7 separate regions of the Homo sapiens genome follow, and regions 1, 2, 3, 4, 5 and 7 are each linked to region 6. A link is a loop called in an ENCODE intact Hi-C map of the cell type or tissue named here. Cell type or tissue: dorsolateral prefrontal cortex. All regions are shown on one strand.

Evidence for each region. Hi-C counts contacts between places; a loop is a spot of excess contacts. Peaks named below come from ENCODE experiments on the same cell type or tissue, not always from the same donor. Only the 100,000 strongest peaks of a DNase experiment are listed, where the experiment ranks them.
Region 1: it touches region 6 in a loop (6-fold over the local background); 10 of 110 quality-filtered maps call a loop at or near these places.
Region 2: a loop joins it to region 6, with 3 times the contacts of the local background. A loop is called at or near these places in 4 of 110 quality-filtered maps.
Region 3: it touches region 6 in a loop (4-fold over the local background); 47 of 110 quality-filtered maps call a loop at or near these places.
Region 4: a loop joins it to region 6, with 11 times the contacts of the local background. A loop is called at or near these places in 2 of 110 quality-filtered maps.
Region 5: it touches region 6 in a loop (4-fold over the local background); 38 of 110 quality-filtered maps call a loop at or near these places.
Region 7: it touches region 6 in a loop (12-fold over the local background); 47 of 110 quality-filtered maps call a loop at or near these places.

What each region holds. Positions count from the first base shown.
Region 1 is chr3:114,846,525-114,850,524 of GRCh38, forward strand. All of the region lies in intron 4 of ZBTB20 (zinc finger and BTB domain containing 20), which reads right to left. Among named protein-coding and RNA genes, the nearest start is that of ZBTB20-AS3, 25 kb to the right of the region's middle. In dorsolateral prefrontal cortex, no CTCF peak of the experiment used is centred here; DNase peaks (open chromatin) are centred at 1,847 and 2,305; H3K4me3 peaks cover 1,191 bases; H3K27ac peaks cover 4,000 bases.
Region 2 is chr3:114,447,732-114,451,731 of GRCh38, forward strand. The region is part of intron 7 of ZBTB20 (zinc finger and BTB domain containing 20); the gene reads right to left. Among named protein-coding and RNA genes, the nearest start is that of ZBTB20-AS5, 3.9 kb to the right of the region's middle. RefSeq lists an enhancer at 1,990-2,139. In dorsolateral prefrontal cortex, a CTCF peak has its summit at 2,050; a DNase peak (open chromatin) is centred at 3,406; H3K4me3 peaks cover 4,000 bases; H3K27ac peaks cover 4,000 bases.
Region 3 is chr3:115,168,411-115,172,410 of GRCh38, forward strand. No RefSeq gene overlaps it. Among named protein-coding and RNA genes, the nearest start is that of ZBTB20, 23 kb to the left of the region's middle. In dorsolateral prefrontal cortex, a CTCF peak has its summit at 1,595 (motif pointing left); no DNase peak of the experiment used is centred here.
Region 4 is chr3:114,150,205-114,154,204 of GRCh38, forward strand. The region is part of intron 3 of DRD3 (dopamine receptor D3); the gene reads right to left. Among named protein-coding and RNA genes, the nearest start is that of DRD3, 27 kb to the right of the region's middle. RefSeq lists an enhancer at 2,203-2,736. In dorsolateral prefrontal cortex, CTCF peaks have their summits at 2,406 (motif pointing right) and 2,620; a DNase peak (open chromatin) is centred at 2,427; H3K4me3 peaks cover 911 bases.
Region 5 is chr3:114,381,828-114,385,827 of GRCh38, forward strand. All of the region lies in intron 8 of ZBTB20 (zinc finger and BTB domain containing 20), which reads right to left. The region is part of intron 7 of ZBTB20-AS1 (ZBTB20 antisense RNA 1); the gene reads left to right. Among named protein-coding and RNA genes, the nearest start is that of ZBTB20-AS1, 32 kb to the left of the region's middle. In dorsolateral prefrontal cortex, CTCF peaks have their summits at 2,127 (motif pointing right) and 2,327; DNase peaks (open chromatin) are centred at 2,174 and 2,614; H3K4me3 peaks cover 1,341 bases; H3K27ac peaks cover 3,805 bases.
Region 6 is chr3:115,090,262-115,094,261 of GRCh38, forward strand. All of the region lies in intron 1 of ZBTB20 (zinc finger and BTB domain containing 20), which reads right to left. Among named protein-coding and RNA genes, the nearest start is that of ZBTB20-AS4, 8.2 kb to the right of the region's middle. In dorsolateral prefrontal cortex, CTCF peaks have their summits at 2,072 (motif pointing right) and 2,331; DNase peaks (open chromatin) are centred at 2,080 and 2,390; H3K4me3 peaks cover 708 bases; H3K27ac peaks cover 4,000 bases.
Region 7 is chr3:114,825,514-114,829,513 of GRCh38, forward strand. The region is part of intron 4 of ZBTB20 (zinc finger and BTB domain containing 20); the gene reads right to left. Among named protein-coding and RNA genes, the nearest start is that of ZBTB20-AS3, 46 kb to the right of the region's middle. In dorsolateral prefrontal cortex, CTCF peaks have their summits at 2,190 (motif pointing right) and 2,396; no DNase peak of the experiment used is centred here.

The DNA of each region.
Region 1 (4,000 bases), 240 kb before region 6:
AACAGGCAAAATTGCTTGGATGAAGGGTAATCAATCTGAGCCTAGTTCTTTTGGATGAAACCTTTGAGAACTCAATGACAAGAGGATATGGATCCAACAGGAGACTAGTAGAGAATACAAATTCATTATTTTGCTATACAATGCTAGTTGCATTTTAAACAATTGTTTCTCTATGAATTTTACTACCAGGCTTTTCTGAACCATTCTGTGTGAATTCAATACTGCCTGGATTTTTAAAACCACTTCTGACACTATAAACCAGAGAAATCTTTCTTAAAAGATAATAAGAAGATGGGGCCTTGCATTTCTCATAAAAGGAAAATGACTCCACCATAAGTGTATTCATTACACACTGTTGAGGCATGAATTCAGGGAAAATTAGACTGAATATGAGATTACCATCCTAACTTTCTGAAACACTCCCAGCGCTGTCACCAGAGTTCTTACTTCAAATATTTACTCTTGATCTAAAAATATCTTAGTCCAAGAAACGGAATGATTACTCCACAGTTAAAGTATATTTAGTGATCTGAGAGAGGAGAAGTTTCATTTCACTCAAGCAAATGGTTTTAGTACCACAACCAATTAATAGCTTCATCATGTGTGAGCCATGATTATAAAGGAATCGGACTAATTTTTTAAACAAATCTATAGGCTTCTCACAAGGGCTATTTTTCACAATGGTCACCTTGGAAGAAAGTCACTCCAGGGATACCGTCATTACTTCAGATTTGGGACCTTACCTTTAGAATTGGTTCATGAGAAAAAAAAAAAAAGAAACACTACATGCTTCATAGTTACCCTCCCCACCTAACACTACATATCCCTGATCACCAACTTTGAATATGCCTCATTTACACTGATCAACCAAAAGCCTCCTGGAAATGGTAACACGGCCTATTTATCCTGGGCTTTACTGGGAGGGTGGGGGATGAAGAGGGTTTATAGGAATTAAGAGAGTCTATTTTTAATTATTTCATCTGTGAAACATATGAAATTCCTTTGGCCAAAAATGCAATATAAAACTCAGATTATCAAGGGCCTTTTCGTGGGACCAGTGAAATGGAGAAAAAAGTCTCCATGACAAAATAGAGGACTTTTGGGAATCCTTTTTTTTCTGAGGTTTGCATGTGTGTGTTTCTAGCTTGGCTCTCACCTGAACTGCTCTTTCATAATCTACTGTAGTCATTGGGTACCTGGAATCTGGGAAAACTCCAACCTTACTCCAGCACTTGTGCAATAACACAGTAAGGCACATGGAGTCAAGTTTAAGCACTTAGTCCAGGGTTCTTTGCACCCTGTGGGCCTTCAGTAAGCACTTGTTGATTGACTGAATGCGTGGCTCACTATCAATGTGAATTAACTATATACATACTGCATTAAAATCCAACAACCCAAATACTTTCTAGCTTTCAGGAAGTAATGCATCTAATTGACAGAACCACTCTTATGCCTCCTAATCCCCACTTCCTACAAACCAGCTCAAAGGAAGAGAGAGAATTTGAAGAAACAAAAATGAACATAAGAAAAACAATTAGCTGATGCACTCTGCAAAGCCTGTAATATTATCTAGAATGACAGCATAGCCATTGTTCGTGCTGCCAGAGCCCCGCGTGTTTGCTAGCTCACCCGAGGTCCTGAGAGAATAATAAACTAAGCAGATTAGATGTAGACTGATGCCTCCATGCCACCACCAACTCACACAACACACACACTGTTCTGAGTGTCTGAACACATGCGGGCAGGTAAACCCAGAAAATGGGCACTCCATGTTGGCAGGAGGGGAAGAGGCTGCCAACAAACAGGGCCTGTTTATTATTTAACAGTTGGTACTGCTAGAGGCCTGGCACCGCTATAGAGCACTCTCTGTTTCAGTGCAAGTCAGCCTGATTATGAGAGCGTGTGAGCCAAATCATGTTTACCATAGTCTGTGAGAACCTCTGTGCCCCCAACAGACATGGAAATTCTTACAATAGCTCTCGTCCAAACAGAGAAAAATCACTCCTGAGATGGAGGTAAAGGGCCCCACGTGCTTAAATTTTGTCTGATCAGCTGGCTCAGTGTCTCTACATGTAGTTGTTTTTTCCCTGCTCAAGACAAGTCATTCCTCTCTAATGATACAGTTTCTAATCCTCTGCCTTTGGTTACTTTACTTTGGGACCTAAATCAACCAAATACTATGTCAATCACCCATCTACTAATATTGCTTATGCTGTCCTGCACGCTTTGGCTTTTCAGCAAAAGAATCTGCTGCCCAGGGCGGCTACCTCCTGCTTCTCCTTCGCCAGGGCTGCCTCTGCAGTAAGTCTCCTCTCTGCCAATGTGGGCCACAGGTGGATGCCTTCCTACAAATCCAATCAGCAGGATAATGTGCTACTATCACAAGAGTGGACCTTAATGACAAAGAGCCCTGCTTAGATGGTCACCCCATTAACTTTGATTTGATTATTCTGCCCCAGCAGAACACTTGGCTTCACAACCACAGATGGCAACAGTCCAACATAAAACCTGTAGACAGAGTAGTCATGTTGGGTTCATACATTTTCAAAATATTAAATTTCATGTAAAAATATAAACATGGTAAGTATTGAGAGAGTCCCTGGTTCCCTAGGAAAGCACTGTTTTCTTTTCTTTTTTCTTTTTTTTAACAAACCAAGGTCAGAGCACTGAGACAATTGTGCTAACTAGGCAACAGGGATAATCTAATCATTTCTTTTGAAATTCAACATAAATCAACATTTCTTTTAAGTGTAAGAACCTGGCTTTTATCTTCCATATACAACCAAGGCAATCTTTGATACTTTATGTGACTCTATTCTATACAACTGTTTTTAAATTCAAGATAAAATTGGCTCTATATAAGCTAGTTCAATATTTTGAAATTTAATTGTAACTTGGATACACTTCCTCTGTGACCATGAGTAAATCATTAAAATGCTTTCTACCAATGAGAATAAAGGCATAGCAAACTATAAGTCTTACCTGAAACTGTATGCAGTGATTGTTTTGTGTTTTGTTTTCTAATTGACAGTTGATATTTATACACTAAATTATCAAACTACTATTTGTTTTTAATTAATTCCTCAACTTTGCCACTCAAGGAAAATGATATATGCTTTGTATTGTTAAGTAAATACATAATTTTATACTTATCATGTTATTATGGTTTTCAAAGAAAGTAGTTGTCCCTAGGTCACAGATTATATACACATGCATAGCAAAAAGACTTTACAAAAACAAGGAAAATATGAAAAAATAATTGCCTAGCTTGGATCAAGTTAACCCCTGGTTTAATTTAATCATCTCCTCTACTGAGGATCTGATAAGAGATTCTTAATAACAGCCCCAAATTAAGGCAATAGAATCAGGAAATCTTTTTTTTTTTTTTTTTTTGAGATGGAGTCTTGCTCTGCTGCCCAGGTTGGAGTGCAATGGCGCAATCTCGGCTCACTGCAACCTCCACCTCCTGGATTCAAGCTGTTTTCCTGCCTCAGCCTCCTGAGTAGCTGGGACTACAGGTGCCCGCCACCACGCCTGGCTAATTTTTGTATTTTTAGTAGAGACGAGGTTTCACCATGTTGGCCAGGCTGGTGTTGAATTCCTGACCTCGAGTGATCCGCCTGCCTCAGCCTCCCAAAGTGCTGGGATTACAGGTGTGAGCCACTGCGCCCGGCCAAAATCAGGAAATCTTTCCCAAAACATCCTGTATATAGCAACACTCATAACTACTACTTTATGGCAGAATAATGGACCCGATTACAGGTTCACATGGAAAAAGTTGATATTTCAGCCACGACCAAAATATAAACAGGATTTTTCATAGGGAGTAGATGGTGTGTTCATAGCGAGATAGGTGGTGTGTTCATCTCTGTGCTGAGATACTTCATCTTAACTAGTAAGAAACATAGTAATCCCTCACATTCATTAAGAGGTATGCTGTAAGAGCTTAATATGTATACACCCATTTAACCTTCATAACAACCTTTATTTTTTAGTGACT
Region 2 (4,000 bases), 640 kb before region 6:
CTGAATCAGTTAGATCATAGTGTGTACCCTATAGTTATCCCATTCACTACTTTCAACCACTTAGAGGCTCTGGAGGGAACAGGAAAGTTATAGACCTGAGCAACCATGAAAAACAGCTTTGAGCCTAATGCCATTTGGGATATTTCTCGGATACCCTGAGCCCCTTTCCTTTGCCCCTCCAATTTCAAAGCTTTCCATGTTGCAATATAAAATAAAAATGGATGTTTTGCTATATGAACCATCCCTTGGAAGTAGAAAGTCATTGGTTGTTGAAGGAAATGTCTCAGACAGTTGAAGAGAAAGCTACAGAAAGAAAATCTCTAGCTGGCAGGTTGGGCAGCCTAGGTAAGAAGGGAAAAGAAGAGTAGCCTACTTACTCCTCCTGCCTTGCACCATTGCTGGGGAAGCCTGCAGCCACCCAGGATCAGCTCTTCTGGCCTCTCCCCGGCTGCACAGTATTGTTGTGGCATTGGGAATTTGCTGTGGCTTCGTAAGATTATGGGGATGTGCTTCAGCAAGCCAAAAAAGTCACAAACAAAATTCAAGAGGAAAAAAAAAAAGTATAAAAACAGCTGATCTTACTGGAGAAGCTCTTGGCATTTTCCTACATATGCCACAATTTTCTCTGGTATTTCCTGGTTCTGTGATCAGAAAAATTATCGTATCATATTTATTACTGTTGTTTTTTTCAGGGTTGCTGGTGGTGACGGGTGGTACAGTGAGGGCAAACAGATGGATCAAGGAGAAGCAAAGTAAAGATTACTTCTCCCACTTGTTTGAAAGCTTTCCAAGAGATTGCAGGTTAAAAAATCTCTTCTTCAGAATACTGAAGATGTATAGATATCACATATAGGAAAAGATGGCCATACTCTTTCTAGATTGGGAAAGAAAAAAACTTCTAACACAGTAACAGATTCGGAACAAAGCAAATTGTATCAGAAAAAACTTAAACGTTCATATAGCTGCATAAAATTCAGCAGCATATAAGACTTATAAAAATACTTCATAAATTAAGATAAAATATTTGAATATAAATGGGTGTTAAGTATATATATAATTGGATGAAAGCAATAGTTCAGTGAATTTTTTATTACAGAAAAATAAAATATAATGAATTAACAAAAGTTTTACAGTAATGCTAACCTTTTCTCTTGTAGGTTAAAATAGAATTAATGTAACTGTAAAGTGGATTCATGTTTCCCTGTGGGTGTGAATGTATATATATACCTGCCCAGGTATTACTGACTGACACTGAAAGGTGATATGTTGCAAAGAAATTCAAACTTTGAGCATTATTTTAAATTGGGTATTTAAAATATCAGTATTAACCTGGCAGGTTTCTTTCTTTTTCTTTCTTTCTTTTTAATACATTTAATTTTCAGGGTCTGTTTTAAAGCACGAAAAGAAAAACAGATTAGAAAAGCATTGCACATCAATAAGTATTTTGTAAAATAATCCATTTGCATTTATTAGAATATTCAGTTCTCAAAAAACGGCTAATTGGATTTTCTTCAAGCCTTTTCAAGACAAGTTCAGTTCTGTGTCAAGGATAACTATGAGAAATTTCACCTCAAAAGGTAATTTGTTTGGTTAGTTATAAAAGCCTGAAAAACAAGATTATCTCCACCATAACTATAACAAAACAGCTAATGAGTAAGTACATTCTGGTAAGAATCGATAAGAATGGCAAAGCCTGAGAGGGTCATCGCAGACTTGAGAAAGGTAACCAAGTGAGGAAACATCAAACAGAGTTAAAGCATTCTGAAAAACGGAAAGTGTTAATAATCACTGACAGGAAAGAATATTCTTCGATAGCGATGACAACAACAAAACAAAACAAAACAAAACAACTAAAACAACTGGAAATACATATCTCCAGAGGCAAACTATGACTACTTATTAAGCAAGAGGAGAACCTGCTTCTTTGTCATTCCCTTTGGAAGCCTAGCTTTAAAAAAAAAAAAAAAAAAAGGTTGCACAAAAGATACATGTGTTCCTTTTCTGGTATTATTACAGGCCCACCTAGATTTAGCTTTCGATTCCAGATGAGATCAGGCATGTTCAGACTAGCACATCTTTGCTCTGTAAGCACAGAGCTGCTATCATTTCACTGGCAAATTCTCGTATCCCCAAATTTATGCACAATAGATACCCTTTAAAATCTGCAAATTTTCTATTTCAGTGAAATAACTGATTGAGTTAATTTTTTTTCTTAATTTACGCTGCTCGTATTAAGCTGAAAAGTTAAGGCAGGCAACTCCTATAAAAAAGGAAAGTTGAACAGTACTTACCCTAAGTGTAATGTGCAAGCCTTAATGGGGCAATTTACTTTTGCTCTATGATATTTAGAAAGGTGTCCAGGTCTAAACTCAGCTCTCGCCTTTTTCCCTTCTGGAAAACTGAGTAGACTCACAGAAGGTGCCTCTGCGAAAGATCATACAAATCAACAGCCTTACCTGTGGCCATTCAGAAGACTGCACTTTGGTGTGTGTTTAAAACTATGAATAAAGTCAGATACAGCGCATGCTCAGCAGGCAATTTAAAAATATTTATAACATTGTTGTTTCAAAAACAAATTTCCTCAAACAAAGCAAAACTCAAATTTTTTTATCCATGCCAAGTTTAACGTTCTGAGACAAAGCTGTTTTGGAGTTTTCCGCTGAAGGAAAAAAGGCTTTTAAAATTTTTTGTTGAACGAAAAATAGTTCTCTCTTCCCTTTTGGGTACGCTTAAAGGGGTGGAATAAATTTTTCTCCAAGTTTCAACAAAATTCACCTCTGGCTATGATAAGGCATTACAAATTTAAGGTCTGTAAAAAATAATTTTAGAGAAACTAACAAGAAACTAAAAACTATGGGTTTAAAGAATGTAATGGTCATCTGAACTTTCAAGGCAGTCTTGCATGTAACTATACAAAAATTATATCCTGATACAAACAGGATATATTATATGTAGATAAGAATAATGTGTATACAACCATATGCATACCTAGAGAAGTTTTATTTTTCTTTTGCTAACTAAAATCAGAACTCTCTAAAGCCGAAAAAGAAATACAACAAAAATTTAGGAGAAACCCAGTAATAACATCGGCACAATTCATCTGTTTTTCATAGCAAGCGTGGAAAAGAAGGCAATCATACCAATTGATTAAATTTTGAGATATATAAAATAAAAATTTGATAAAAGAAGGTTTTTAAAGTATGAATTGCAGTAGAAATGCCTGTTTCGTTCCTGGTTGAAAATTTCTTTCTCTTCCTTGAATATCCCTAAGCATTCCATTTTACCATCTATCACCAAACCCTGAACAGCTCACAGATCTCACAGATCTTATTTAAATCTCTTACTTAATTCTTAAGTCTCTGAATGAATTTCAGCTCCTGCTCTACTTTCCAAGGGTGCTCAGCTGGCCTCACAAAAGCTCCACAGACACATCGTTCACTATCTCTGATGCTTTCAAGCTTAACAGAGGATGCCAAAAAAAAAAAAAAAATCAACGATTAAAAAAAGTTTATTAAAGTGAAACTAGGAGTGCAAATTTGAAGAAGTTGCTTCTACTTTTATTTCTCTCTCAACTCAGCACAGGTGTTTCCTAACTTATACTGCTGTGCATGCTGATGAAGGGGAGGGTTAAATTAAGGTGAGGGAGTGGGCCAAGGGCAGACCAACAAGCATATAGGATCTCCAGCCTCATGTGTTAATGGATGTGTTTAAAAATGGACCCCCCAAAAAGCCTAGAATGAGGTTTCTTTTTGGCAAATAATTAAACCAGTATACTGAAATAATTAAAGCTTTGTCTTTAAATAAAGCATCAGATCAACAGAACAAAAACAAAGATAAAAATTGCACACACATATGCATGTGCGCACACACGCTATGACACACACAGATACGCAAAACTAGTGGGTGAGGGGAGAAGGAAATTAAATAAAAGAAAACAAACAGAGTCCTAACAGGCCATTCTCCGAAAAGGAATCTAAATAAAAAGTCATATGATATCTGA
Region 3 (4,000 bases), 78 kb after region 6:
TTAGCACTTAGAGCTTGGACTAGGTCTTAAGGGAGAGGATTCCCTAAGGAAGTACTAAGTGAAAGTGACTTAAGGGTGGGATAACAGGAGCAAAGAAATGGAGGCGGAAACAATGAGACATGGATGTGACAGTTAGTTTAAAATCAATGAGAACACTGATTTGGTTATAAAGTTGGGTTCATGATGGGGAATCGTGGAAAGTAAGGTTGACCACGTAGTGTGAGCCACTTTACAGTAAATTTGTTAGGGCCAGAGCTGTGTTTCTTTTATAATAATGAGTTTTTTCTCCCACTTTTGACTGAGAACAATTTCAGGAAAGTGGAGAACAGAGAAGGCCAGTCCTAAAATATACAATTATGTACAGAAATTTTGATTTTAGTATAGTCAATATTGCTTCTTTTCCACCTTTCCTTCATAATAAATTTTAATGAAGATGGATGGGTTTCCAGCTCTCCGGTGAACTTGTGATTCTTGTGAGATAACCTTGCATGGGTCTCTGGAATAAAAGTCTGTAAGGAGAAGGCCACAACCTAGCTCATTAATAAACTCCAGCCTGAATCATCCAGTCCAGGTGTGGAAGAACCAGTTGTTGCAAACTGTTTTCAAAACAAAGCAGAGTAGACACTTACAAAGCTTCTCTCTTCTCTCCTTAGTCTTCAGGAAGAAATTTCCTGGGGCAAAGCCTGCTATAGCCACAGAAGCATATCTGTGGCTTCCTTTTTTTTTTTTTTTTTTTTTTTTTGAAACAGGGTCTCAGTCTGTCACCCACGCTGGAGTGCAGTGGCACGATCTCGGCTCACTACAACCTCCATCTCCAAGGTTCAAGCTATTCTTCTGCCTCAGCCTCCCTAGTAGCTGGGACTATAGGCATGCACCACCATGCCCGGCTAATTTTTTTTTGTATTTCGAGTAGAGATGGGGTTTCTTCATGTTGACCAGCCTGGTCTCGAACTCCTGATCTCAAGTGATCTGCCCACCTCGGCCTCCCAAAGTGCTGGGATTACAGGCACGAGCCACCGTGTCCAGCCTGTGGCTTCTAATAGAAGTTAAGTCATCCTTTTTCCTGTGCTGTTTTGCCTCAAACCAGCAACCATGGTTTAACTCAGGCGGTGCTGTGTGCAGAGGGAGAAGCTACCACAAAGCTGGAGAGCTGCTTTTTGACCATTCTTTGGAGTGCCACATTCTGCTGTGGTTTTGCTCCTATAATAGGTCTTTTGCTCTACACCTTTGCAGAGATGCATACAAATGTTTCTGCAAAGTACCATAACATCTTAAAGAATGCAGTGTTTGGCCCTGAGGCCATGTGTCTTGAAATTTTTTGTGTGTATTTATGAATGTGGGGACTTAGGGGAGTGAGATAGGGTGAATAGGTGAATATTTAATTGAATATTCTTTAATTGAATATGCCGATATGAATTTTATTAATGTGGAGGTTTTTTTTGGAATGTAGAATGACTATCTTTGCCTATTATCATTAACTTGTGTTCTAGAAATAAATATTAAATCAAAGAAAAAAGAATTCTTAAAAATTAGAAGAAATCACAAAAGTTTATATAGTGCTGTTTGAGACAAAATAAATCTAAAGGGTTCCATCTGCTGGTAGAAATAAAAAATGAATACAAATTAAAATATGCATTGTAAAAATTATCTGGCAAATTAGAAGTGATAGTCACAGAAGTTTAAATTGAAAGAACAATCATCTACTTCCTTTATTTTAAAAACTATCATGGAACATGAAAATAAATACGTAGTTGTTTTAAAATATATTATAGAAAGCAAACAGATAATAAGCATTGTTTGTTTGTTTTTTTTTAACTATAAGCTTTGTGAAGGTAGGGGCCATGTCTATATTGTTCCTTAATATATTCCCAACTCTTGGTAAAGTGCTATGCAAATATATGTAAATAATTTTGTCACATGATTCAGAGTTACATGAGACCTAAAAGGATGTAACAGAAAGTTTATATTTTTAACTCAAGGAACCATAAATTTATATTATGAAATTATAGAAAATACACTTATAATAAATTTACTTCTTAAATAGAAGTTCTCCACTGAAGAATTTAATATCAATTTGTAATGATATATTTTATTTCTCAGAAAGATAAGTCTAGCAGTCAGGATAAACTATGTTATGCTGTGGTAAAAAATGATTCCCAAATCTCAATCTCAGTGACTTACAACAAAGGTTATTTTCTTGTTCACATCCATCATGAGTTTCCTGCACTCTGCTCCTTATGTGTGTTCATTCTGGGACCCAAGCTGTTGAAACACCTATCTGGAACATAACTGATCGTCCTGACACAGAGAGAGAGATGTGGCACTAAACATATGTGTTTTCCTTTTTAATAACAGTTTTATTGAAGTATAATTTTCATACATTTAGCCATTCTTAGTGTACAATTCAATGTTTGTTAGTAAATTTACAGAATTGTGCAACTGACCACCACAGTCCACTTTTAGAACATGTCCATCGCCCCCAAAACATCTCCTGAGTGCATTTGCAGTGAATCTTCATTGCTATACCCAGCCCTAGAAAATAATTAATCTGCTTTCTGTCTAAAAATTTGCCTTTTATAGATATTCCATATGAATGAAAACATATTTGTAATCTTTTATGTCTGACTTCTTTCACTCAGCATGTTTTTGAGGTTCATCTGTGCTGTACCATGTCAGAAGTTTTTATGACTTTTTAAGAAACTGTTAAACATGTACAAAGTGACAAATCATTTTATATTCCTACCAGCAACATATGTGGGTTACAGTTTCTCCATATCTTCACCAACGCTTATTTTGTTTGTCTTTTTTTATTATAGGCATTTTAATAGGTAGAAAGTGGTTTCTCATTACAGTTTTAATTTGCATTTTCTAATTCAAATGACTTAATGTGATTGAGCCTCTTTTCATGTACTTATCAGCCATGTCTTTGGTGAAATGTCTATTCAAATTCTTTGCCTCTTTTGTATGTTATCTTCTTATTTAATTATAAGAGTTCTTTATATATTCTGGATAACATTTTTATTAAGTCTATGATTGACAGGTATCTTCTCCCAGTCTGTGGCTTGTCTTTTCATTTTTCTTAAGTGTCTTTTGAGGGACAAGAATTTTTAAAATTTTTATGAAATCCAATGTGTCATTTTTTTCTTTTATGCATTATGCCTTTGATGTTCTATATAAGAACTCTTTGCCTAACCCAAGAAATTCCAGCGCCATGAAGATTTTCTATTATGTGTTTCTCTAGAAGTTTTATAGTTTTCATTCTTACATTTGAGTTTATGATCCATTTTGAGTTAATTTTTGTGTTTAGTATAAGGAAAGCTGTCTCATTCTTCATTTTTTCCCATTAAGTTTCTGGCTCCTCTGCTAATCTGTTGTTTGCTCTAAGCTTAATCACACCCTAAGGCTAACTATGATATCATCCCTCCCCAATTATTTGTCACCAAAATCACTGTTGTTCTTGACAATGTCCTGGACATGGGGACTTCCGACTCTACTCCAAATGAAGCCAGTCCACTTTGGCAGTAAAGATGATGGTTTTCCTGGTCCATCCTGTCCCTAAGGTGGTGTGGGCTAAAATGCCATTAAATAACACCATTCTTACCCAAGGTTCAGTAGTTTTCTTAAATATAAGTTTTTGAGTTATTTGTATGCCTTTGGTTGATTTTGATAGTTGGGAGTTTTTTTTTCAAGTGTCCAATTTTATTTTTGCTTTTTGGGGAGAAGATTTGCCAATCTCTTCACTCCACCATTCCAGAAGTCTCAGCCTCTCTGGGGTAATTTTTATAATATGGGCATTTGAATACCTTAAAACATTATAAAATGTGTTATTTTTGTCAGAGTTCATGAGCTTAAAGCAAGTCACATAGTCATTCCTTTGTTCAATAGAGAGAGATATAGAATCCTCCCATAGGAAGGAACATCACAGGGATAATGTGGTAGGCAGCTCATGACATAGTTTCCAGTGTCACACCTTGGCGTCATCCCTTTCCCTTGAGTATGG
Region 4 (4,000 bases), 940 kb before region 6:
CTCTTCAATAGTCAGAGACTGGTGTCTTTGTTCAATTAATCATTCCTTCTTCCTCCCTGGGCAACTCAATCTTGCCCTCCATTAATCTCAGATGAACTTTCCAGCCACCTTCCCACTTCTTTCCATCATGTACAGAGACTTCTAACTATGAACTCTTAGCACTTCTATGCAAATCAATTACAATGCCCTCCTGCATGCAGCTGTCTTGCCTCATGACTGAATTTGCCTCGTGGCTGGAGAGAGAGAGCTCCATATAATTTTAGTTACTTCAGGATCAAATCTTCTTACAACCTTGATATTTTCCATAGGTCCTTGTACAAAGAAAGTAATAAGAAACTGTTAACTGTCTGCCTCATGGGTCACGAAGGCCTCCTTTCCTGTAAGAGGGGAAGGCTTCCTTCCCTTCTAATCCTGGCCAGGCTCAGGGATCTAAGGTATAAGCTGGATCTACCAATGGCTCAACATTTTTTGTCTTGTCAGTTTCCAAGGAACCTGGAGCCTCCTTAACCCTTGTTGTGCACCTCAAGGCCTGGGATTAAGGAAAGGAAGGACAGATGCTGGGCTCGAAGGGATCGGGCAAGGCTTCCTGAGGCTCCTCCTGTGTGTTTCCCCTGCTCCTATGCGCCAGCACTGCCCGAATCTGCCTCTTGTGCATCTTGTTGTAGAGTAGTAACATTTGCATTCCCAGAAGGGCAGATTACAGTTAGCTGTGAGTTCTGAGATGAAGGTAAACTGTGCAGGACTTGGCCTTGACACCATGCTGTATGACAAAGGTGGCTTCTTTCTCAAAAGGGAAAAATTTGATAAAGTCAAATTAAGATCCTGCTACCCACTTCTTGGGAGGCTACAACAACCTAGTTCCCTTCATCTGATGCAAGTCCTCTCTTAAATCCCCTCCTTGGTTTATACAAGAGCAGGTCAAGTAGCAGCTGGTGTTTCTCTAGGCCTCTGACTCTCCTCAGAGCTTTAGACTCTGCCGGGGGCTTCTAGTACAATATGTCTACAAGGGCCTCGCTGTTAGTGGTAACTATGAGGCACCTTGGAGGAGGGGCTGAGCCTTGAGTCCTGCTGCTGCCATGACTGAACAGCGAGGGGAAGGAATACTGTAACTCACTTTCTCCAGGCCTTCCACTTGCATAATGTCCTTTGATGTAAAAGAGCCTGACCCTTCTGTGTATTCAGTGGTGTGCTGGTAAATGGCTAACAACAGGCTCTGTAGTTTACAAAAAGCCCTAATTTGTATTATTTGCCAATTTCTGTGGTGTCAATACTCCCACCATGGCCTATTTTAAGCTACCACCAAAGCTTTAATAACTGATGCAAAAAGTTTCTAAAATTTTGCCAATCAGCTCTCGCTAGCCATGATAAGCCGGCTTCAGCAGACCACTGAGAGTTATATACTTTCCTAAATATGCTATAATGTTCAGCAACTCCCTGGAGGCTCCATTAATGAAGTGGGCCAACAAGTGTAGGGAACCCTGGCTCTATCCCATAAAGGAGGAAGCAGAGATGCAAGGATGTCAGTTATGAGCCCAAGGTTCTGCAGCAAATTGTGGCAGAGCCATGTCTCCCACCTCTGAGGTGTGTTTCTCCTGAGTGCCCTCCTCCCTCTCGAGGGCATCGACAGCTCTCTGAGTTCTTGTGGGGGACAAGGGCTTCCTCAGTGAAGTCAGCATGGCAAGGGTGGTTACCGCTTGCAGAGCACTGCGTGCGCCCACAACTGAGTTTCCTCAATTCGCTCGATTCTGTTAATTGCCTGGGGGTCCTGTTAAAATGCAGAATATCAGGCTTAGTTTCTGGAGATTTTGATTTAGTACTTCTGAAGTGGAACCCAGAAATGTGCATTTTTGTTTCTTCTTTTTTGAAATTATTTTATTTTTCGATAAGTTATTGGGGTACAGGTAGTATTTGGTTACATAAGTTCTTCGTGGTGATTCGCGAGATCCTGGTGCACCCATCACCCAAGCAGTATACACTGTACCATATTTGTAGTCTTTTATCCCTCACCCCACTCCCCTTCATCTGATGCAAGTCCTCTCTCGAATCCCCCTCCTTGGGGATTCTTCCCCCAAGTCCCAAAAGTCCATTGTATCATTCTTATGCCTTTGCATCCTCATAGCTTAGCTCCCACATATCAGTGAGAACAGAAATGTGTATTTTTAACAAGCAAGTGCATCTTATGATTAGACAGGTTTTGAGAAAGTCTGCATTAGGGAAAACTTCTGTGACAAAGATTTTTGTTCACTTGGATAAGAAGTAAGAGACAAGACTACAATTTAACACTGTTACAGTAATTTTTTTCTTGCTCTTTTTTAAACATGATTAAACTGTTAGAATAAATGAGGCCCCCGCTTGTCATAAGCCGACTGCGACAGGGAGGCTGTACCGGAATTGGCCATCGGAGGGCACTATAATGCAGCAAGAACTCTGCCAGCACGGCTGGGGTGAGAAGTTCACTGCTCACCTGGGGGCTCTCCAGGCTCTGTGGGGAGGCAGAGAGGGAAAGCCCGGCGCCCTGCTTCCTGGAACCCTGCAGGGACCCTGCATTCCCACCCAGGCCGACCGCTTAGCCTCTGACTTCCTCTCGGAGCGATTGCACGTGACCGACTGCAGGCGAGGGCCGCGCCAAAGCACCCGGAGGGCTGGGCTGGGCTTGGCCGGGAGAGAGAGGCTTGGCCCAGGGCCACCTCTGAACATCTGGCCGCTGCGCTCGCGGCGGTATTCCCAGGTCCGGACCTGCCAGCCTCGCACTGTGCGCGCCGCCCCTGCAGACCCTGAGCCAGGGACCCTCCCCTTGTGTCTGAGCTCTTAGCTCCCTGGGCCGTTTCTGGTGTGGATGACTCCGCTGACCCCAGCACTGGCAGTGTGCTTGGTGATTAAGTCCGCGGGCATGAGAAACGGACTGATCAGCTCTGAATCCCGGCTCTGCCACTGAACTGTGTAGCCATGGGCCAGTGGTTTGTTTTTTCTAAGATCCAATTTTCTCATCTGTACAATGGGGATAATAATTTCTGCCCGAAAAGGCTGTAATGAATATTGAATGATATTTTCTCTGTAAACCTTTTTTTTTTTTAAGTCACAGTGCCCAGTGATTAATACTAAACATTCAAAAGACGGTATTATTATTGTTATTGTTGTCATAATTATTGTGCTAGCTCAAGGGATCAGTGATTGTTCATATCAGTGAGTTTATGGTTGTCTTCCCCTTCCTCCTGATATCAGGTAATATTAAATTTGTTTATTTATCCACCAAAAATGTACATGACACTTTCTATGTGACAGGCACTATTTGAAGTGCTTTACGAATATTAATTCATTTAATCCTCCTAACAACCCTTTGAGGTAGTTGTTATTATCTCCACTAAACAGATAAGAGAACTGAGGCTCTGACAGGTTAATTGACTTGCCCAAGGTCACATTGCTATTAAACTGTAGAGCCTGGATTTTTAGCCAGGCAGTGTGACTCTATAGCTAGGGAGCCCAGAGCCAGACTCGCACCTCAGCATCTCTGAGTAAGGGAGTGTGCTGTAATAGACAGAGGCTGCCTGAATCCTTACTCTTGCACCACCCAGTTGTGTGATCTCGGCAAGCTCACCTACCCATTCTAGTCTCAGCACCTTTATTTATATAGTGAGGGTATTACATCTCTCTCTCTGGGTTGTCGTGAAGGTTAGCAATAATGAATGAAGAGTTCTTAGTGTCTGGCACATAGTACATGCTAAATAAATGTTAACTATTTTTATTATTGTTGCTTCCAGACTCATGTAAGTTAGCATTAGCATAGAGGTAGCCAGGGCATTGAAGACATAGGTGCCCCATCCTCACCTTCACCAATGAAGGTGTCACTTATTGTAATAGAGTGCTGGTGGAAAGTCAGGAGATTCCATTTCTAGTCCCACACCTGTGCTAAGAGGCTGCAGCACTTCATGCAAGCATTTAGCATTTCCACTTAAATGAGATAACTGTGATGCCCCTTCTGACTTCTGGTTCTATGAGCAGG
Region 5 (4,000 bases), 710 kb before region 6:
GCAAAGATTAGAATAGAGGTGAGGCTTTCAGACATCTTTTTCAGTATGGAGGAAGCCAATACAAGAGAAGCAACAAATTATAAGACCTTATCAATTGATTTTTGAATGGTGACTATGGGAGTAACCCCCAAATCTTGAGTGTCTACATGGACCCTGAAGGAGCTGGTATTCTGATTTTCAGTTTAAAGATGTAGCCAAGATCAAAGTTGCTAAAGCCCAACTCCTTTATTAAAACCAATGCTTTCTCTAAGGTCCATATCTCTATCACTGTTGTCTACCACCAGGTTGGAAACCTCAGGGTCACTATACACCTTCCTCTGCCTTAAAGCCAATTCATCAGTAAGTTCTTACAGTTCTGCTTCCTTCATATTTTTTCTCACATCTGTGTTTCCATTCCAATTTCACTGCAATCACCTACTGCTTTTTATCTAGCTGATTGTTTACTAACTGGCTCTCCAACCTCTTTCACTCCTCTAGTCCTGTTTCTTTGCATTCACTAAATCTAAGATGACTACATTAGCCTGACACTCAAGGTCAGTTCCGTATCTCTTCTAACTTTTCTCATGTGTCCTGTATATTGGCCATACTGTACCCTCAGATTTCTTGAATATCCTCCAGAACATCCTGGGAATCTACATTCTGGGCTCTACATCTTTGCTCAAGTTTTCTCTTACTTTGAATATCCCATATTTCATCTCTGCCCTGTTGAAATCATACTTATTATCCTTCATACTTATTAAATGGTGTCTTCATCTTATAACTGTCTTGATTCCTCTCTGCCAGGTAGGACTTCACTCCCCACAGTGAATTCCTCCCTAGGTCTTTCTCCGAAATGCCTAAGCTCTTTTTTTTCTTAATCTTATTTCACTCACTCAATTTTATTTCAATAATGGCTATTTATGTGCATATCCCTCTTGTGAGACTGTAAGCTCTCTGAAGGTAAGGAAATGTCTTAGTTATTTTAGTATTCCTAGTGTTCACCTATTCTTTTCTTCTTCCTTCTCTCCTGTCATTCATTCATTTACATATTCATTTTACAAATATTTATGATGTACCCATGATGTGCCAACATGGGCTAAAGAATAAAACAGGACTGGTTCCTTCCCTCCCAGAGTTTACTGCCTTGTCTATACTATTAAGCAATGTAGCTTAGACAAAGCTGTCATTCAATAATTGATTGTGGACAGAATGAAATGAAGCTGAAATTAAAGTGTATTTTAAGAACGGTCATAGTCTGAATCCCAATTAAGTTTCCTACTTTTTATGCAGCAAGGTAGCAAAACTACCTGACTGGCTGCTTTTGCTTTAAGTCTGTGAGGGGTATTTAATAAGAGCAGGACTATTTTGCTCAGTAAGGCTAGGCTGGCCCTCATGATTCATTTAAATATAGGGTCAAAACAGTAATGACATATGTCACCTAGCAGAAAAAAGTGTTTATTTTTGATATTCATAGACAGGGCCTAGGATACTTTCAGATGTGTGCTTCAGAAAATTAAGAAAGCTTTCTTTCAAACATAAGGACATAGCAAAACCACCAATATATTACTCTTTTATTTTTAACACTGCAAAAATTATATTGTTCTTCATATCAATGCCCTTGTTTCCTTCCCTAGATTCGCTCTTGTTTCCTACCTGACATCTTGTATCACACCCTCCTGTTGCCTCAGTGATCACTTTGGGAGAATATTGATAGCACAGAGGCATTGGAGCTACCTCTATAAACAGGAAATGTTAGCAACTCAACCTTTTTGGCTCACCCCCTTATTTGTCTTATATCACTTTACTTACCCTTATACCACTGGGCTGTTTCCCAACTGTCCAGATAATAGAGAACTGCTCACCATCCTCAGAAGCAATTCATGTCCTGTCTCACCCTCTCTAATGGTTCTTCGGACTCCTTTTTCCGGAGCTGAGAAACCCTAAAACATAGCACCCGTTTACGTCTAGACATGCACAGGTGCTGTGAATTGACCCCATTTTTGCAGTTCATAGTTTATTAAGGAGGAAAGAATAAGCCCTGTCATAATTAGTTGAAAATACATTTTGAGGCTGTATAAAAAGAATTATAAACATGGCACATCTGAGGGCAAGTCTTTTCAAGCCTCTGTGGCGATGCACTATTCCCTGGAGCCTTTAGAGGGCAGCAGCACACTGGCTGACTCCAGCGGATTTCAGAGAGGCGAACTCCCGACCAGAACCTTCCTCCTGGTCACCATGCCAAAGGTTGATTTGCCAGGCTCTGGCCTCTCAGTCTCTTTCTTTTCAGTTCTCATTCTCTCTCTCTCTCTCTCTCTCTCTCTCATTCTCTCTCTCTCTCTCTCATTTTCTCTCTCTCTCTCTCTCCAACCCCTTCCTCCTCTCTCTCTGTTAAAATTATACACTCTGATGAAGTCGCCCCTCAACCGGAAAATGAAAGCTCCAATGAAAAAGTTAGACAAGCCAACAACAACAAAGAAAGAAACCAGGGAAAAAGGAAAAGGGGGCTGGTGACAGGGAAGGACTTAAGAATAAGAAAAGGGCAGATGTTTCGCAAATATATGCAAAGCAAAACTGGGTGTACCCTGAACACTTCCACAGAGAAACAGACCAATCATTGTGCACTTCCTCCCGCCACACTGGTGGAGCTCTGCATTCAAAAAAAGAAAAAAAAAAAAGGCAAAAAAGCGTGGCCGCAGGCACCCGCCTTTCAACGGTCAGTTCTGACATTCTGACTGAACATCTCTCAATTGTCCAAGGAGAACAAAAACATTTTCATCTCCTCACTGCAAACATTTCTGTTATGAGAAAAGGCTGCTTCAAGAATTGGGAGTGTGTTTTAAGGAGACTGGCGGCCGAGTTAGCCAGCAGAGCCTTCTGGTTTTTAACTCTCATTGTGCTGGCCCCAGCAAGAAGTTTTAGGCTGAAACATAGCAGTGAGTAAGGCTGTGGAGGATGTTGGCTCTTTCCTAACTAGACCATATTGTATGTGGAAAGAAATATGCATTAAAACATATTGATGATATGGTAGGTATTAAGCATGTTAAATGCATGGAAATTAACCAGATCGGCGGCATTTGATGTATATATTTCACACTCTTTTGCACATATTGCACACATACAGTGATGGCAATGCTTTCTGCAACATATGGAAAAATAAATATTTTATCTGTGTGAGCTCTTAGCAGTCTCCAGGGTGTTGAGAGTGCTCTCTTCTTTCACCCTATCCCAATTTTCTCTCTTCACTGGGCTCCCACCCTCTCTTGCACGTTAATGTGCCTTTTACTTATCAGCTTGGTCTTTTCCTATCTGGTAAGTAATGTGCCTGTTACTTATCAGATAGGAAAAAATTAGTTGGAACCTCCTATTGGCTCATGATAATTTAGACCAGTGATGCCTCCCCCAATCTTACTGGAGTCGTAACAATTTCCCTACTCTTTTCCCCAACAATACATTAAATAGGCTTAGTATCTGGGCAGGAGAGAAAGGGTAGGTGGTAACAAACCACCCCAATAAGGGTGGTAGCGGAACTGCGCTCCACTACCTATTAGCTGTATGTCCTGGGTAGATTACTCCGCATCTCTGAGCCTCATTTTCCTCATCTGTAAAATGGGAATAATAATACCTACCGCTTAGGGTTATTGTGAGGAACAAATGAGATAAGCCATGTAAAGTGATTTGCCTTGTGCTGGCACATGGTAAGAGCTCAATAATGGTAGTTCCTCTCATAGGGATTGTTAGTTCTGTGATATTCATCATGTTAGCTTTAAGAAGACATTTCCGGGCAAGGGGTGGTAGCTCATGCCTGTAATCCCAGTACTTTGGGAAGTCGAGGCGGGCGGATCACGAGGTCAAGTGATCGAGACAATCCTGGCCAACATGGTGAAATCCTGTCTCTACCAAAAATTCAAAAATTAGCTGGGCATGGTGGTGCATGCCTGTAGTCCCAGCTACTCAGGAGGCTGAGGCAGGAGAATTGCTTGAACCCGGGAGTGCAGAGGTTGCAGTGAGCCGAGATGGCGCC
Region 6 (4,000 bases):
AAATTTGAATTTTAACAAAAATCCGAAGAATATCTTATGTAAACTAAAGTTTGAGAACCACTGGACTAGAATATAGTAAGATAATATTGAAAAGAATTTTTTTCATATTTGGTTATTTAAACTTTTTTCCCTCTATTTTTAAATAAACATTACTGTCAAAATTTATGAATGATGGGTAAAAATTTTATCTAAAGAAAATATTAGTTTTAGGGTAAGTATTATCATTATTATTACAGGTTTCAAAATCAAAATGGGAAATAGAGATAACATTTTAAGTCATCTACAGAGGGTCCACCAGCACAGAAAAGTATATCACCTAGGAAACACCATGCGTTTCACTGTTTCTTAAATTTGTGTGTTTTGCTTTGACTTAGTTTTTTATTATCCATTCCTTCTTTAATTAGAGCAGTAATGCCAATAAATAATATTTGTATACTACTTTACTATTTATAAAAAAACTTCATATATATTAACTTAATTAATCCTTACAATAACCTTGTGAGGTAGATAGGAAAGGTAATATATATTATCACATTTCTGCCAATAAGAAAACTCTTAAAAAGTTTGTGCAATTTGCCCAGTCATAAGTTTGCTGGTATTTATGGTAATACGTGGACTGAAACCTCTAGATGTAAATTTCATGCAAAACTGTGTGAAATTTAAAACTTAGGATTCATTTTTAAGTGCTATGAATCAAACTCAAAATAGCATGAGAGTCTCTGAACTGCAAGTAGTCCATAGTCCTCTACCAACCTGTGGGTTCATCTTACTATATAAGTTCATTGTACTTTATTTATTATATGGTTAAAGAATAGAAGGAGAGTGGAGCTCAATTAACCAAAAACAAATGAACAAAAAAGTGAAAAACAAATAAAAAAATGGAATATTCATCCATTATAATACTATTTACTCTGCCTACTTGCAATTCATTCCCCTATAAGCCCCTTTGCCTCAGTTTCCTCTTCTAAAACATGAAATATCAAATAGCACTTTCAAAGGCTAGCAATTTCATTTTCAACTATGATGGTACTTTAAAAAGTACAACTAAATATACAGCTAGAATAATACTAACATTTGCCCAATCCCTACAAAAATCCTGTCAAATCAACTAGTCCAGTCCACTCATTTTATACATAGGAAGTAGACCTAAAAAAACTTAAGTATGTTACCCCAAATAATAGCAAATTTGTTGTAAAGCTAGAATTAAAAATTATCTTTACATCAAAGTCAATTACAATACACACTTGTGAATAGGCAATGCCTTGTTTTCATAATCAAAAAGAGAAAATGGTCATTTTAAGATAAAAGGAAGAAGGTAATTTATAAAGGGATGTTTAGGCAGGAAGTGGTATCAGAAGCTGTTTTTCCAAAGTAAAAAGGCTCCAAACTTATTTACAACAAAGAAATGTGTATTTTATATATATATATATAACACACACATATATATAATACATACATATATATATATATATACACGAGAATGTTATAAACCAGCTAGACATAATCATTTGTTTAGACCTCAAATATTTGCATAGCTCTGTGCTGAATGCCAATAGAAGGTTCTGGAGGATGAATAAGACACAGACACTATCCTCAAGAAGCTCAAGGTTTAGTTGGAAGATGTGCTTACAAACAATGGCAATACAATGTGAGAGGTGATATTGCCAAGTTATGCATATAAAATTGCTGTGGGAATGTGAAAGAAGGAGCACCTCAATGCCTGAAATGACCGAGCTTAAGTGAGTATCTCTGACAATCCCTGTCTTCTCCATTTCCAATTCTAAATTAAATACTTCCCTGTTTATGCCTAGAATTGTTAAAGAATTTTTTATATACCCTGATAGGAGAAAAGTAGTAAAGTGCACACATCCTAACTTTTTCTTGGGTAATAAGAAATTTCAAAGACTAAAACATATTATAGAATTTTGGTACAGCTACTACGAAATCAGGGCCTGAAACAATTTGCCAATTTTTTGCAAATGTCCTGTTTTTTTGTTGTTGTTTGTTTTTTTCACTAACTCATGCATCAGTTACTTGCACAGCAACAGGGACACAAGGTGGCACTGTCGTGCTGACATTCATTTCAGGGTCCTTTCTAAATGGACAAATTTGTAAGAGACAGAATAGACCCTATTGTGACAACTAACACCACAGTTGTAATACTGGCCGACTGGGTCTACCAACATTAACACTGGCCTAAAGAGGAGTATTTTGCATTTCATGAATATTATATCATGCCTATATAGAAATAGGACATATTCTCTGATGACTTCTCCAAAATGTCATGTGTGTATTCATAGAAATGTCCAAAGGCATAGAGTGCAGCTTTGCCATTAGGAAGTCAGAAGTGAACTGCTTGCTATTGGCAAGGCAGTGGACACGGATCGCCTCTCCATCTAGTGGCCAGTGGAGAGGAGTGGAGCCATAGTAACCATGCTGCACTTCATTCCATTAAAAACAGCCCTTTTACCAAATCACCCATAGGCAATTAAGTCAGTTTGTCTGACAAATGACTATTTTTGGTTTATGGCATTCGTTCAATCATTAAACAGACTCAATAATACATTATGATATGTAGTTAAGCTAAGAAAAATCATCACAAAATTAAAGTGCCTGTGCTCTCTCAAGCCACATAAATGTCCGTTATTCTTCCTTTATTACCCACCCTAACTTTTCTCCATTTATTTGTGACTTTTAGATAGAAAATGCAAGCAAGATTATCTACATATATAGCTACTTAAAATCACAGTCTTTAAGATGAAAAAATATTTTAAAAAGCTTTCTCCTCATTTTACAGGAAGGAAACTGAGGGACAGAGAGATCATGATGTACTCAAAGTCACAAAGTCAGAACAAAAAACCAGACCTCCAGATTTAACCACTTTAAATCCTTTTTGATATTGATTAATACCTCCTGATTCCCCAGGAAATGCTTTTTGTATCACACCATAAAGTTTCTTTCAACATACCAGAAAAATAATTTCTAAAAATGTTTTTTATTCATATATTTTCAGACTAAGGTGATATAAGTGAAACTACTGTGTATAGGCCGTACCACATCTTCATATCCATAGGTATATTTTGAATGTGTTATAAGAACACAATTATTTTTATATTAAGGAATTACATTCATCCAACATTTAGAAAGCGAAAAAGCAAGTGGGGTAGGGAATAGGTGGATGTGTTGGTCAAAATTACTATACAAAAAATGGTTTCAGAAAGCCATTATGTGAAACAACCTGAATTCATTCAGACTGCTAGAAAAGTTCTTTTTGTTTTGTTTCATACAAATTATTTGACTTTGTTTTTAAAAAGGAAACACACGCACACTTATCCAGCTAATCACTTCATCTATTTTAATTCAGCATGTGATGCTGTTTGGGGGCATGTTTTGGGAATGTGTTGTTGGTAAAGCTTCTTATCAAAACAAATGAAATCTGTCCACCAACTATAAAAATCTGCTCACAACTCCGAACCCAAGAATTAAAGGGCAAAAGGTATGAAGGAAACCTGGCAGTGGATGTTCTAGAAATGTGAGATGTTTTGACTTTTTCTTCTATGATCTTCTTTGGTGGTACCACTGGAATCTGTCTTGGAGTGCAGAGGGAATTTATATAGATCTGCTTTAGAGAGATGCAAAAACTAATGCTGTACAGATAAGTCAAATGCTTTTTAACGGGAGTTAGGGAAGAAGTCTTTTTATTTCATTATACTTCTAAGTTTAGAAGCTTCAAAAGCACCAACCCCTCAGCTACCCTCAGCTTTACCCCTGTACCCTCAGCTTTATCCCTTCACATTATCTCAACTTCTCTCTACTTGTTTCTTAATCATCTCTAGTCGTCTCCCTTCTAGAAATGAGGTGAGGGGATAAAGATCACTGTTGATTTGGAGAACTAGAGAAAGTAAGGGCTAATATAAAAAGTAAGTTATTTTTGCCTTACCTAAAGCTAAGGTAATAGGTACAAGTAACCAAGAAGTGGAGAAATTAGTAAATATGGTCA
Region 7 (4,000 bases), 260 kb before region 6:
GCCATGGGGAGACCATGCAGCCTCTTTACTCAGACTGTTTAGACTCATAGCTGGAGAAGAAAATCCTTAAAGATAATCACTTAAGAGTTTCGGTGTGAGCTATAGCATCATCGCAAAGCGACAGGAATTAAAAGGCAGTGTACCGTACTACTGAATAGATAGGTTTAAAATACTGTGTACTGTCTATTCACAGATAACATTGATTTACGTTGGTAAATCTATTGGTTCAGCACATCAGTGCAGTATTAAGGAATCAATTGTTTCTCCAGAGTCAATTATTTTTAGAAAAATAAGGAAATGTGACCTATCACTGAAAGTCAGTATGTAGAATTAAACTTGGCCAGTTTTCTTCCTCGCTGGGGTCTTAATTTTTTCAACTGTAAGATAAATGAATCAGACTTGTCAGTATCTATGATCACTTCTAGCATTAAAGTTTTCTAGTTTTAAGATTCTAAATACCAACACTGTATGTTGAGGAATAGCAAAGTAGGAAAAGAACTGGGAATAAAACTATCACTGAATTATTAACTTTCCAACAATCAAAATTCTGTAATTTTGCCTTTAGTTGCCATAAACAACCACCTCACCTTCTGAATATCAACAATAATATGAATGAAGGAAAGGTTGTATACTAAGGTCACAGGTGGTATGGTTGAGATTAAAGCCAAGACTGAGAGTATAGTAATGAATTGAGAAATGAATCATACACTTTTGACCTAATATGTAATATGTCTTCCCAAATCGTCATTTTTATACATTCATTTTCAATGGAAAACAACAACTTGAATATCTTAGAGGTTTTTTCCCCCAAGAAAGACATCAGGCTGTAATCTCCCCCCACAAAATTTAATACAGTTCATAGCTCATACCCCTACCGGATAATCCCCAAAATGTCTTGTTCCTTTTTCAAATTAGACATCAGCATTCAGTATAACAATTAATCAATGCCAACAATGTTCCATATGCTTTATTAGCATTCATTCACCGAATCCTTCCATGAACACTAGGAAGTAGGTACTAATAAAAACAGAAACAATTTTGAAGTACAGAATCTCAGAGGTGGTTATCAGTAATTCTAGAATATCAGTCTGACATATGGGTCCCTCCACTTTTTTTCAGTGCACAACGTGAACACTGTGTGGCACAGTGTTTCAAGAATTAATGTTTGATTTATATCAAAGCATTATGTTTTTTACTTCATCTTAATAGTAATCACAAGAGTGACTTAAGCCTCCTACATGAAAGCAGAGATAGAAAAAAGATGACCTTGGAAGTTACATATTTTCTTTTCCTGTAAGTATGAAGACATGTCTATAAGTTATTAGAACCATAAAAAACCAAAAAACTAATAAGAATAAAATTGTGAAAGAATATTGAAACCTCCTTAATAAGCAGGTTCTTGTAGGATATTGAACAAGGTATGTATGTTGTAGCCCTGATGCTATATTTGTGTCATGCTGAGCAAGCTACTTAACATTTAGGTGCGTAAGGGTTTTTTTCCCTAAAGTGGGAGGATTTAGATCTCTAAATTCCTTACCAATCATAATTTTAGAGCAAATTATCTATAAAGTCAATTAATAATTTGCCTTGCTTCATGTATTACATAATAGTTGCTAATCAAAATGAATAGTATTATACTCACAGCTTTAACTAACTTATAGCTAAGATCAGGCTTGCTTTGTAAACATCTCTCTAAAAACTCAGAAGTCCATGAATACTAAGACTTTTTACTCCTCCTGTAATTTTTGACCTCTACTGGAAATCTCACCTGCTACCCCTGACCTCGAATATTGCAAGTATTAATACAGTTTCTGTATATAGTGTACTTAAGCCAAAAGTCAGAGGCATGAGAAAGGTAAAGGCCGGGACAAAGGTACTACAATTCAGCTACACACTTGTAATGCTTCCCATTAGTTCGTTAGTTATATTAGTTCCAGAAACTATTTTAACACGGTAGGCTGATACTGCAAGCAAAAACAAAAATCATGAGAACAATGAAATAGTAGGTCTTAGCGCTTAAGCATATCTACTAGTAGTAATACTTGACAAGCAGCCCACCTTCTTTGTGATCTGGAAATGATTTGATGATAAAGCCAAATTCTAGAAATATAACTGCTATCTTTTGGGAGATCAAAGGTCATGTGAGGGGGAGAGCTAAGGTCAAGAGCAAGCCCCTTAAGCCTACTCCAGAAATTTCACTAGAGGGTGCTCTTGGGCTTTCATGACTTCTCAGTTCTTCAATAAGAACCAAGTATTGCTTAGATAATATATTCTGCCTAGTATAACTTGGACTCCATCATGGATCCCATATCCAATACTTCAATATAGAATTAAAAGATATCTCCAGCAGACCCTGGGCCTGGTTTTTTATTTTCCTGTGTAATTTCCTTGTTTCTACTGATAGTACACTTGTGAGTTTCACAAATTTAAGACAGGTAAGAGATCTTAAGAGGTCTCCAAAAGTCTACATTCTATTAAACAACCACAGAAACTTCCTAATACATCAAAGTAAGATTAAATGGGGATTAACTGATAAATCTATTTTTGCAAATATATGTTTTACAAACATATTTTAATCTTATAATAGGTTCATAATTTATATACCTATTGGAAGAATTATTATTCCATAAGATCTGTAGAGAAAGTCTGATTGTCAAATAGAATAAATTTCAATTATTTATATATGTATTATTCATATGTCTCATGACATCAAATATTGAGCACCAAGTAAGTACTGAATAAATATTTCTTGACCCTTTATTGCACATACATATTTTTATAACACGTTCCAACAGGATGACATATAATTAAATTTTAATCTCTACACCATATGTTTGAAATTTTTTCTATAAATGCAGTTTCACCTTTCTGGAATTCACGTTTAATGACTTATTCTGTTTATTTCTAATGATAATCGCTTTTTATATACTTTCCATTTTTGCTACGTTTTTAAGAGAAAATGAAACATGGAAATTGTTTTGTTATGTGATTAACTTTTTAATGTTTCTATTTGTTTATTAGAAGATTAAGAAGGTTATTTATTTCTACATTAAAATATTGGCAATGGCATATATCAATGCATAGTGATTTTCTTAAGAATTGCAATGAGTGACTCAGTAAAATTCTTCTTCACTTTCAGGATGTAAAGAATTATGGCTACTAGCCATTATGCAGGGTGATGTTCTTATCACACATAATTGAAAACTCAATAGTTTTAGCATCTTTAGGGTTGACAGTAAAATTCTGAGGTTGACTATGGAATGCTAAGTCTTTGAAGGCACTTCCAATTTGGCTAAACTTACAGTTTCATTATTCCTTAATTGAATTAAGTTTAAGTTTCTCTTAAAATCAGCTTGAGGCTTTTGACAAATTAGAAATTTGGGTCCTGAATAGTAGCCCTTTACAATATATGAATCTGCATAAAGATGTGTTTTAAATGCCTATTTGATAAAAAGATAAGCCTGGTCACTTATGGATTCTAGCTCCTTTCAACATCCTGCATGGATTGCAACCAGTGTGAAAAATTGGGGATCTTTAAAGTGGTCTCAGATCTCTTATAAAGCAGTCACCTGGGCTCTTAAACTGTATGGTGCTTCTCAAAAAGGGCTCCTTAAGTATCCTATCTGATGTATGTTATTCCCCAATTCAACTTGCAAAGGACAGAGTCACCAGCATATATTCAAACTGTATTTCATCCAAGTGGGTTGTCAATAAGCTTAAATCACTCTATGAAGAACTGGCAAAATTCCCATGGATACTGTGAAAATAAAGGGAATCAATGAAGAGATATAATTATTTTAGTCTCAGATTTAATTAATTTGTGGGAGAGGTCATTTTCTCTCAAATATATTCAAGTTTCTTCAAACACAGGTCAATGTTTGCCAGCTGATAGGAAAAAAGAAAACATTTAGTCTGAGTTTCCCACGTTTATATTAATCTCTGTATCACAGCTAAATAAAATGTTTCATAAATCTTCATATAGGCAAAAGAGAGTTCAAGC